2 separate regions of the Homo sapiens genome follow, and region 1 is linked to region 2. The links are chromatin contacts, found by Hi-C or POLR2A ChIA-PET in ENCODE. All regions are on one chromosome and are shown on one strand. The core of a region is the stretch at or near the end of the contact, and the rest is flanking DNA. Distances in the headings are between cores, read along the strand shown.

What was found. Hi-C counts contacts between places; a loop is a spot of excess contacts on that map. ChIA-PET counts read pairs that join two places held with the same protein, here RNA polymerase II (POLR2A). Pooled maps may share reads with other maps.
Region 1: a pooled map shows a loop between it and region 2 (3-fold over the local background). The contact joins the enhancer-like site here to the promoter of ZNF236 in region 2. A Hi-C loop is called at or near these places in 3 of 168 maps with a recorded cell type or tissue (ascending aorta, chondrocyte and endothelial cell of umbilical vein) and 6 of 50 pooled maps. POLR2A ChIA-PET finds 5 or more read pairs at or near these places in 3 of 52 experiments (AG04449, GM12878 and Panc1).

Annotation. Positions count from the first base shown.
Region 1 is chr18:76,442,271-76,447,223 of GRCh38, forward strand. It overlaps ZNF516 (zinc finger protein 516), which reads right to left. Exons shown (of 7, transcript NM_014643.4): 3 at 1-941. The coding sequence starts at 784. Among named protein-coding and RNA genes, the nearest start is that of ZNF516-AS1, 47 kb to the right of the region's middle. RefSeq lists enhancers at 3,828-4,406, 4,407-4,953. Within about 2 kb of position 3,646, at least 8 of the 41 ENCODE cell types and tissues checked have a DNase peak (open chromatin) inside an H3K27ac peak, as active enhancers do.
Region 2 is chr18:76,820,258-76,825,220 of GRCh38, forward strand. ZNF236 (zinc finger protein 236) reads left to right here and starts at 2,300. Exons shown (of 31, transcript NM_001306089.2): 1 at 2,300-2,405. The coding sequence starts at 2,351. It overlaps ZNF236-DT (ZNF236 divergent transcript), which reads right to left and starts at 2,038. Exons shown (of 3, transcript NR_040024.1): 1 at 1,759-2,038. RefSeq lists silencers at 105-184, 1,882-2,071, 2,192-2,931 and enhancers at 1,582-1,661, 1,702-1,811.

The DNA of each region.
Region 1 (4,953 bases), core at 2,396-4,895, 380 kb before region 2:
ACCAGGTCTGGCTGAAGGCCTGGCCACACACCTCGCACGGGAACTCCCCGGGGCTCAGCTCGGGCTTGCCGTTCTCCACGCAGGCCTCGCCGCTGCCGGGCCCCTGCGCGGTGATGTGGTCCCTCTCGATGTGGCTCAGCAGCGACTCCTCCCGCAGCGTCGCGTAGCTGCACAGCCTGCACTTGAACGGCTTGTGCGCCTGGTGCACGTGCAGCTCCAGGTCCTTCTTACGCTCGAACTGGCTCTTGCAGAAGGAGCACTGGACCGCTGCCTTGGCCTCCCCCGGGGCGCATGCGGACCCCTCTGCCCCCTTCTTGCTGCTCCGCAGCAGGACTCTGCCGCTGTCGGCCTGCGAGGCCCCGTTCAGGACCCTGGCGCCGTCGGCCTGCGAGGCCCCGTTCAGCAGCCGGTTGCAGGCCGAGGCGCTCTTGGTGGGGCTGGCGCAGGCGTCCAGGCCCTCGGAGGCGCGCATCTCACCCAGCGGCGCCTCGCCCGCCTCCGGCTCGTGTCCCTGAATCAGAGTCCCCGTGCGGTGGCTCCGGATGTGAATCTTCAGGTTGCCCTTCTGGGAAGCCCGGTGGTCGCAGTAGGGACACTTGTAGGGCTTCTCGCCCGTGTGCTTGCGCATGTGCTGCGAAAGCGAGCTCTGGAAGGGGAAGCTCTTGCCGCAGATGCAGCAGGTGTGGCAGGTAGCCTTGTCCCCATCCACCTCGTGGCCCCGGCCGGCCCTGGTGGGGCTGGGGCCTCGCCTCAGCTCCATCTCGGCCTCTCTGTTGCGATCCATCCGAAGGACGGGCGCGGCCGGTGGTGGCGGCACAGCTTTCTGTCGCGCGGGCTGCAGGGACCGTCCTATCTCTCCATGGTCAGAAGAGCCAAAAGACGTGCCTGCTCCCAGGAGGTGCACCTTCTACATGGGGGGCGCAGCAGCTGGCAGCCAGCACCTGAAACAGAGATGGAACATCATCAGCAAAGCTCCTGGCTAAGAGGGCACAGGCATGGCTGCGGGAACCCCCACATGCTCCCCAAAACATACCCATCCAACCCACATTAAGAAAAGCGGCACCAACAACACTTCACACACAGGCGAGAGCAGCTGCTTGCCTTAGTAAAAAATCAGTATCACTTAATTATCAATAATGAACTATGTTAAATGATTAACATAAATGTTAATGATTGTGCACCAAAATAATTTTCTTTTCCCAATAAGGTATCAAATCTTTAGGAGAGACTGTAGTACCAGAGTGTGTAGGAGTGTGAGGAATACCAGCTACTTAGCAAGACCATGTGGGAATTAGGGACAGAGGAAAGCAAGGTTTAGGAAAAGGGCAGGAATAAGAACAGGGGCCAAGTTCCTGGGCTGATGGAAGGTGAGCTGCACAGGTGGTGACAACAGTTGACGGCACTTCACACACACAGTCACGTGCCACTTAGCCAATGGGATACGAGCTGAGAAATGCATTGTTAGGCGATTTCGTCCCTGTGCAGACATCCTACAGTGGACACACACACCCGCAAGATGGCACAGCCCGCAACACACCTAGGCTGTATGGTGAAGCCACAGCATCCTCCTAGTGAGGCTGGGTCTGCTCCTAGAGATTGTGCCCAAGCCTGAAAACAGTGAGCATCAACCACCCTGCATGGCCGCCACCTACATGCCCATCCCACCCACCAGAGGGTGAGGAGGGCAGAGGCCCACTCCCTCCAGGCACACAGGCAAAGGGCAGCCTGCCAGAGAGTAGCTGTGTCCAGCACGGAACAGGCCCCCACCAAGGACGAGGGACGCATGAATCAAAATGCTTGTATCCAACCAAAGAGGCCTACATGGTGCAAGGAGAAAAGCAACTCTTCAGTAAAAACAGGAATCCCACCTGACACAGGGTAAGTAAGGTAAAGCAGCAGAACGATGAGCCAGTTAGAAAGGATGTGAGAGATGTCGAGTCTCTCAGGTCAGCGTCTGAGTGTTCAAGAGGGAGGGGCTGCACAGACAACTCCCCGGGGACAGGCTCTGCTCATCTGCTCATCTCTGCATAGAACAAATCCATTTCCTGCTTCCAAGGGTCCAGAGAGGGTCTCCCTTCTGGGGCCGGCTCCAGACCTGCACAGAGAGGCACCCAGATGGGCCATGTTCTGAAAACCCAAGTGATTTCGCATAGAAAGGAAGCGTGTTTGTATAAGCCTACAATCTCACACACACTAAGAACTCCTGCTTAAACATCTATAAAACCCAAAGCAGCTCCATATTTCCGGCTGGGAAGCACACAACACATTAACACACAGCTTCCATGAAAGATGACAGGGCCACCCACGAAAAGACCTGGGGTGGCAGCTCCCTGTTTGCTCCGAGTTTTGCAGCCTCCCAGGTTTTCATGGAAGCAGATGGGACACAGAAAAGAATACTGATAATAGACCTGAGGGGGTGAAGGGGCATGAGCTAAAAAATCAGTGTCGGTGTCAAGAGTGTCCCCATACCTCCCCCACGGGGGTCGGGGATTCTGAGCATTTTGTATTAATACTTCAACTCCCGAGGGCCCAGATAACAGCAAGACAGGAGCCTTCTGAAAAGACAGACCCCATGCTGTGCCCTCTCACAGGCAAATACAGCGCCAGGTAGAAACCTTATCAAGAATTATAGGCTTCACAATGTCTTTCCAGAAAGCCCCGCTTTGGAGGCGCCTAAGGAAACACGAGCAGCCTCAGCAGCAAATGAAAAGCAGCAACACAGAGGTTCTGCTCCTTCCTCCAGGAACGCACCCAGCAGAGCCATGCAACAGAGCGGGCATGAGAGAGATGCCCACCCAGAGGAGCCAAAACCCACTTGCTCCAATAAAAAACAACAATTAGCCAGGCATGATGGTGTGCACCTGTAGTCCCACCTACTCGGGAGGCTGAGGCAGGAGCATCGCTTGAACCCGGGAGAGGGAGGTTGCAGTGAGCTGAGATCATGCCACTGCACCCCAGCCTGGGTGACAGAGCAAGACTCCATCTCCAAAAAAAAAAAAACAACAACAACATTAAAACTTCCCCCAAAACTGGAGAAGTAAATAAGCTTACCAGGAAGATTTCTTAATGACCTTTTACTCCAAGCTAATTTAAATGATTTTGGTCTTGGCACTCATTGTGGATGGCTGTGTAATGATTTATGATGATTTTACAAGGCAAGTGATTCACAGGAAAGCCTCGTCCTTCCCCAGGCCCCAGTTCACTCCCCCACAAAAATGCTGAATCTGATATTCAAAGTATGAATGAAACACACTATTTATATCTAACTTAGTGACTGGATGTGGTATAAAAACCTTACAAGTGCGAACAATCATATAGAAAATACGTTTACAGGGAAGAAAAGAAAAACAACTAAAATCCTGGAAATTGGTGGCTCTGAAATAATTGTACAGACTCCCCTGGACCTCCAACGTTTGTCTATAAAGGATGTTAAATGTCAAGACACTTCTCCAGTTCGAGAGAATTCAACTGCCAGAAGCCAGCTCCAGAGACAGGATTCACCCAGGAGGAGCCCAGGCCTGGTCAGGGCCGTTAGAGACAGCCCTCGAGTGCAGCATGAAGCAAAAGGAGATTTGTTCTGTGCAAAGACTCACACCAATCACCAAAACCCTGTGCTCTAGGGCTATCAGCTCCTGCCTTCTTTCAGAGCAGCAGCTCCTGGGGTCTGCGCCCAGAGAAGCGGCCTCTGTGCCAGCCAGCTGTGTGCCAGCAGCTGTGCACCCGTCAGCGTGCAGGTCACAGGGTCATGGCCAACACAGGGCATTCAGCACAAAGTGCACACGTGCAGTTGGGAACCCTGGTCCCAGCCCTCATGCTCCCAGTCACCAGCCACATGCCTTTCTAGGCGTGTCCTTCACGCCCTCAACTCGTCCCCTCCTCTGTCAGGCACAGAGAAACAATAAGAAGAAGCCACATGTCACCGAAGCCCCTTGCAAATGCCTCCTTCTATAAAATCCAGTGACCCCCTCAGAGCCCACAGCATCCAGACCCCAGGGACATCCAGGCAAACACACACCTGGCACTTAGGCCCCTCTTCTCATCCCAGGCAGCTTCCTACCCTGCAGGTACCCTTCCAGGAGTGCTGGGGAAATACAGACACTCTCGCTCGTGGATCACCAGAGCCCCCAAATACAGCCCCATCTAGCCCAGCTCAGCAGCACAGCCTCGGCATCCTGGGCCATGACCACGGCTGAGCGGAAGATGGCACAGTATCAAGGAGCATGGCCCTTGTACATCTGAAAGGCCTTTGTGCCAGCATCGGACCCATCCAATCCTTGCACAGCCTTGACTCCCCGGTACCCCCGCCCTAGCTAGAGCCTGAACCCTGGCCCTCAGGCACCCGGTGACTAGAGAATGCAGTCTCCATTTCCTTAAACTCACTTAAAAGCTTTCCCCGAAACTTGCAGAGCCCTGCAATTTACAGGCAGACGTTCAAGGAGCAGCATCCACGATGCTCTGCGATCAACAAAGCAAGCTCTTCCTTCTTTCCTATTTCCTGCTCACTACCTCTCCGCCTGTCCCATCTTTCAAAAATAAGACCTGCTGTAAATCCCTGTGAGAACTGCACAGGATGTGTTTTTAGACTTAAGAACATTGTGAAGGGAAAGATACATAAATGTAGAAATAGAAAAAGTGCTGAGACAGTAACCAAGTTAAGCCCAAACCGCCATTATCTGAAGGACACGTGAGCAAAGCTGCCTCTGCCCAGGGGTTGATTAAGTGATCCCCTCCTGATGTCCACAGTTGACTAGCAAAGTTTCTCAAACCTTAAAGAAACAGTCAAAAATTAATTCCCTGCAACGAACTCTCCTAAGGGGTTACTCAGTGGCCAAATCAAAAGATCTCTGTAATCATTCTTTTTAGCTGCAGGCAAAAATTGCTATTTAAGACAAGGGCATCCCTTCCAAAAAAAGAACAAGAATGCTGTCCTCAGAGCTTCCAACTTCAAAACAC
Region 2 (4,963 bases), core at 1,050-3,549:
AGGTAAACTCAGGAGATTGACACTAGCCTGGGCAAAATGGTGAAACCCCATGTCCACAAAAAATTAGCTAGGCATAGTGGTGAGCACCTACAGTCCCAGCTACTTGGGGTGCTGAGGTGGGAGGATCACTTGAGCCGGGGAGGCAGAGAGTGCAGTAGGCAGAGACAGCGTCACCGCATTCCAGCCGGGGCAACAGAGCCTGACCCTGTCTTAAAAACAAACAAACAAACAAACATCATACACACACACTTCTTTTTTTGAGACGGAGTCTCGCTCTGTCGCCCAGGCTGGAGTGCAGTGGCGGGATCTCGGCTCACTGCAAGCTCCGCCTCCCGGGTTCACGCCATTCTCCTGCCTCAGCCTCCCGAGTAGCTGGGAATACAGACGCCCGCCACCACGCCCGGCCAAGTTTTTTTTTTTTTTTTTTTTGTATTTTTAGTAGGGATGGGGTTTCACCGTGTTAGCCAGGATGGTCTCAATCTCCTGACCTCGTAATCCGCCCGCCTCGGCCTCTCAAAGTGCTGGCATTACAGGCGTGAGCCACCGCGCCCGGCCACACACACACTTCTTAAACTCACTTAACTCTAAAGGTACACACAGGAAAGAAAGCTGGTGGTGTTATTTACATATGAGGCAAAGTTGACAATAGCAAGCATTATTAGAAATAAAGAGGAACATTTCACAATTGGAAATATTCAAAAGAGCTGGAATACATTTGTCTTATTTAAGGCATAGAGAGAAGACTCGCATGGCTGTAGACAAAACTGATTGGAGGATGACCAGGTACTAGGCTGTATCTGTAATCTAGGTGAGAGAGCATGGCTCAGGGGTAATATACGTGGGAATGGCTTGGATTTGGTTTATATATTGGAGCTAGATCTTTGATGAGATTGAGTGAAGGCTGCAGTGGGAAAGGGTAAGCAAGAATGACTCCTAGACACCGCTCAGCAATAAAAAGCACTTAAAATATTTATCAATATATAGATGAATTCCAACATAATTATGCTCAATGAACAGCCCCCACTTCCCTAAAGATTACGTGCGATACAATTCCATTTATATAAAACACCAAGAAAAACAGGTTGGGCACAGTGGCTCACATCTGCAATCCCAACACTTTGGGAGGCTGAGGCAGAGGGTCAATTGAAGCTAGGAGTTCCAGAGCAGGCTGGGCAACACAGAGAGACCCCATATGTTTAAAAAAAAACAAAAAGCTAGACATGGCGGTCCTCACCTGCAGTCTCAGCTACTCGGGAGGCTGAAGCAGTTGGATTGCTTAAGGGCAGGAGTTTGAGGCTACAGTGGGTCCCGATCGTGTCACTGCACTCCCGCCTGGGTGACAGAGCAAGCGAGACCCAGTCTGTATAAAAAGATATTTAAAAACTCCAGGAAATTCAAACTATAGTGACAAAAAGCAGATGGGTGGGAGGGGGAGGAGGGAAGGAGGGAGAGAGGAAAGGGTTACAGAGAGACGGGAGGAACATCTTCACTGTTGATTGTGATGATGGTTTCACAGTGTATACATGTGTCAAGATGTATCAAACTGCACACTTTAATTTGCGCCACTGCACTCCAGCCCAGGTGACAGAGTAAGGTCGCTTTCCCCGGGCTCGGCCGGCCTCTCCACCCGGCGCTCGGGTGCTGCGCTGCCTGTTCCTGTTGCCACTTCGTGTAAGTTAGCGCAGGCAACAACACACAAGACCAGCACACGTGAAATGGTCCATTTTAATGCACTGCCCCCAGGGAAAGGAACATTACCGGCTTCTGGCCATGTCGTCTTCCCAGTCCCAGATGGCGGTTCCGGGTTTGGGCTCCGAGGCCCTTCGCAGCACTAGGGCGGCGCGAGTAGGGCCGCCCTCCGAGCCATGCTGCGGTCCGAGGTGACGCGCGCACGCGAGTTCGCGGACACGCACGAGACGCCCGGGCCACGGAGGCGCGGGGCTGGCCCAGGGTCCCCGCCAGGCCGAGCTCTAGGGCTGCCGGCCCGGCCCGGTGACCCCCGCGCTCCCCTCCGTCCGCTAAGGCCCCGCGGCGCCGCGCATGCGCCCCGCCGCCGCCCCCGCCCCCACCGCGCCCGCGCCCGCGCCCAACGCCCCCACCGCGGCCCGCGGGCCATGGAACCTGCCAAGGCCGGCGCGGTTCGAGCGCTCCGGTGCGCGCGTTCAGGCGCCTTTCCCCCGTGAGCCCGGCGGCGCTCGGACCGGGCCGCCCGCCGCCGGGCAGCTCCGCCCGCCTCTAGCGCCGGCTGGGCGCGCCCCCGCCCCGGTGCCCGCGCGTGCGCGCCCCCGCCGCCGCGTGTGAGTGTGAGTGTGAGTGTGAGTGGGTGTGGGTGCGAGCCGGGCCGCCGACGATGCCGCGGGGCCGCCCCCCGAAGCCCAGGGAGAGCAAGGCGCGCGGCGACTCCGGTAAGGCCCGCGGCCGCGCCCTCGCGCCCCGCCGGCGGCCGGTGCGGGGCCCGCGCCCTGCCAGTCCCCGGATGCGGCGCGGGGGGCGCCGGGAGCGGCGGGGCGGGGGCGGGGGCCGCGCAGACCCGGGCCGCCGCCGCCGCCGACTGGCCGGGCGGGCCGCAGCGCGGGCGGAATGATACGGGCGAGTCGCCGCCCGGCCCCTCCGCGCGCTGGGCCTACTTTCCTGGGCCGGGCGGCGGCTGAGGCGGGAGGCGGGAGGCGGGTGAGGGAGCAGGCGGCCGCCTCCTGCGCGCGCCCTGCCCCCGCTGGCCCTGCCGCGGCCCGCGCTGAACTTGAGGGAAAGTGGCCGCCCCGTGTTCCGTCCCGGGGCCGGAGGGCCGCGGGGCGCGCTGGGGAGGCGGCCTGGCCAGAGCCCGGGCCTGCGGATACCGCGCCCCGGGCTCCTCCCGGACGGCGCCCCCGCCCGACCCTGCGCGGCGCCGGCTGCCCCGGGGACGTTGGGCTCGGCCCACAGGGAGGCCGTGGAGCGCGGGGTCGTGCACACAGTAGGCGCCAGCGTTGTCCGGGAAGCGCAGGGTCGTGCACACAGTGTGCTCCAGTGTTATCTGGGGCGCGCTGTGGGGCGTGCATACAGTAGGCGCCATTGTGATCCGGGAACTTGAACCCTGAGCCTCTGCAGACGCTGTGGGTAGTGCATACAGTAGGCGCCATTGTGATCCGGGGGGCTGGAACCCTGGGCATCTGGAGAGCGCTGTGGGTCGTGCAAACAGTAGGCACCATTGTGATCCGGGTAGCTTGAACCTGGAGCTTCTGGAGAGCGCTGTGGGTCGTGCATACAGTAGGCATCAGTGTTATGTGGGGAGCGCTAGATCGTGCACACAGTAGGCGTCAGGAAGTGTTTTCCCCAGTAATTTATTCTCCATGGTACTTTGCTAAAGTCATGAAATAACTCAGATTTTGTTTTCCAAGGAAGGAGAAAGGCCCAGAATTTAAGAGCAGGCAGACACACAACCGGGCACCCCCAGACCCTGGCCCTTCCAGCAGTCAGGAATTGACTTGCCTTCCAAAGCCCCAGCCCGGAGCTTGAGGAACGGACTTTCCTGCGCAGGGGGATCGGGGCGCACTCGCCGGTGCCGCGGTTCCCAGGTCGAGGGCAGTGGGGTAGGGGGCGCCGCGCTTTTTCTCGCGGGCGCCGTGGTTCCCGTGCGGCCTTGGACGCGAGTCTCCCCCTGCAGGCCTGGTCCCTGGTCCTGGTCACCCGTGCAACTGGAGCGGCGCTCCGCGTTTGGAAAGGGTTTTGAAGGGGGTTCTAAGGGGGAGTGGGCGCCTAGGACTCCCTATGGGAGTCGGTGGGTTATACCTTGACTGCCGTTGATTTTTATTTAACTGTTTAGCTTAGTGACTCAAGTGTTCCCCTTTTCTTGGGGATGAGTAAACTGAGGCTCATTAAAGAGCTTGTGACCAAACAACACAGGTGCCCCAGAGAAAGGTCGGGCCTGGAAACTACAAAGGATTGTGTTAATTTTGTGTTTAGGAAGAAAGAGGTAATGGGTAGGAATCAATGTAAACTTATTCATAGGCCACACCAAACCAGGAATTCTTGTCGTGATTGCACTTGGTAGAGTTAACACACGTGCACATTACGGAAACGTTGGTGACCAACAGGCGTTTCAGCGAGCTTTCGCACACCTCATGGGCCTTTGTGGGCTGCTGGAGAGATGTTGGCTGCACCATGACCCAGGTATGCAGATTTGTAGTTGGATAACAGCAGTGCTCAGAATTTTGATTAATGGTTGATGGTGTCTGGCCTTTAAGGAAGTCTTTGTTGCCTCTCCCGCTTTTGAGTTTTGGCCTTGACCTTATTTCGTTAGTTTAATTGTTTTGTTAGTATGCCATCTGCCAAAAATAATGTAAGGTGCAGTGTCTCAGTTACTTGGAAGAAGGCTTAGGATAGAGAAAGAATGTAAAATTTCCACGGCCACAGGCGGGGCACCCATTCCCCCAGTATCCCCATCTCACCGATGGTATCCCTGTCCACCTGGTGTTTCACCCTCAGGCCTCAAGAATTATTCTATTTCTTTTATCCCCCAACACACTTCCTAATTTAGTGTTGCAGCTTCTACCTCGGGAATGTATTTCCAGTGGGCCCTCCTCTTTCCATCTCCAGAGATACCCTCTGACCCAGCCTCCCTCTCCGGGCTGGAGAGCTGCAGGAGCCCCCTTCCTGGGCCCTGCTAGTCCTGGGCTCCTGTAAATAAATCTGTCACTTGTCAGCGTGGATGAACTTGTTAAATGTAAATCAGATGGCTACACCCTGATTAAAAGCGTGCATTGGCTTCCTCATCCCTTTAACAGAAACCCATTCCTCCAGGATCCTGTTGATCGGGCCTTGTCTGACTCTTCTCTCTTTCCTTGCTCTGGCATGCAGTCTTTTGTGTTCCTTGATGCCACATTAGTTTTTGTCTTAGGGCATTTGCCATTTCCTAGTCTGAGAAGCACTTTTTGCTAGTCTTGTGGCTCCAAGTGATTTAGCGTCTTCAGAGAGGCCTTCCTCA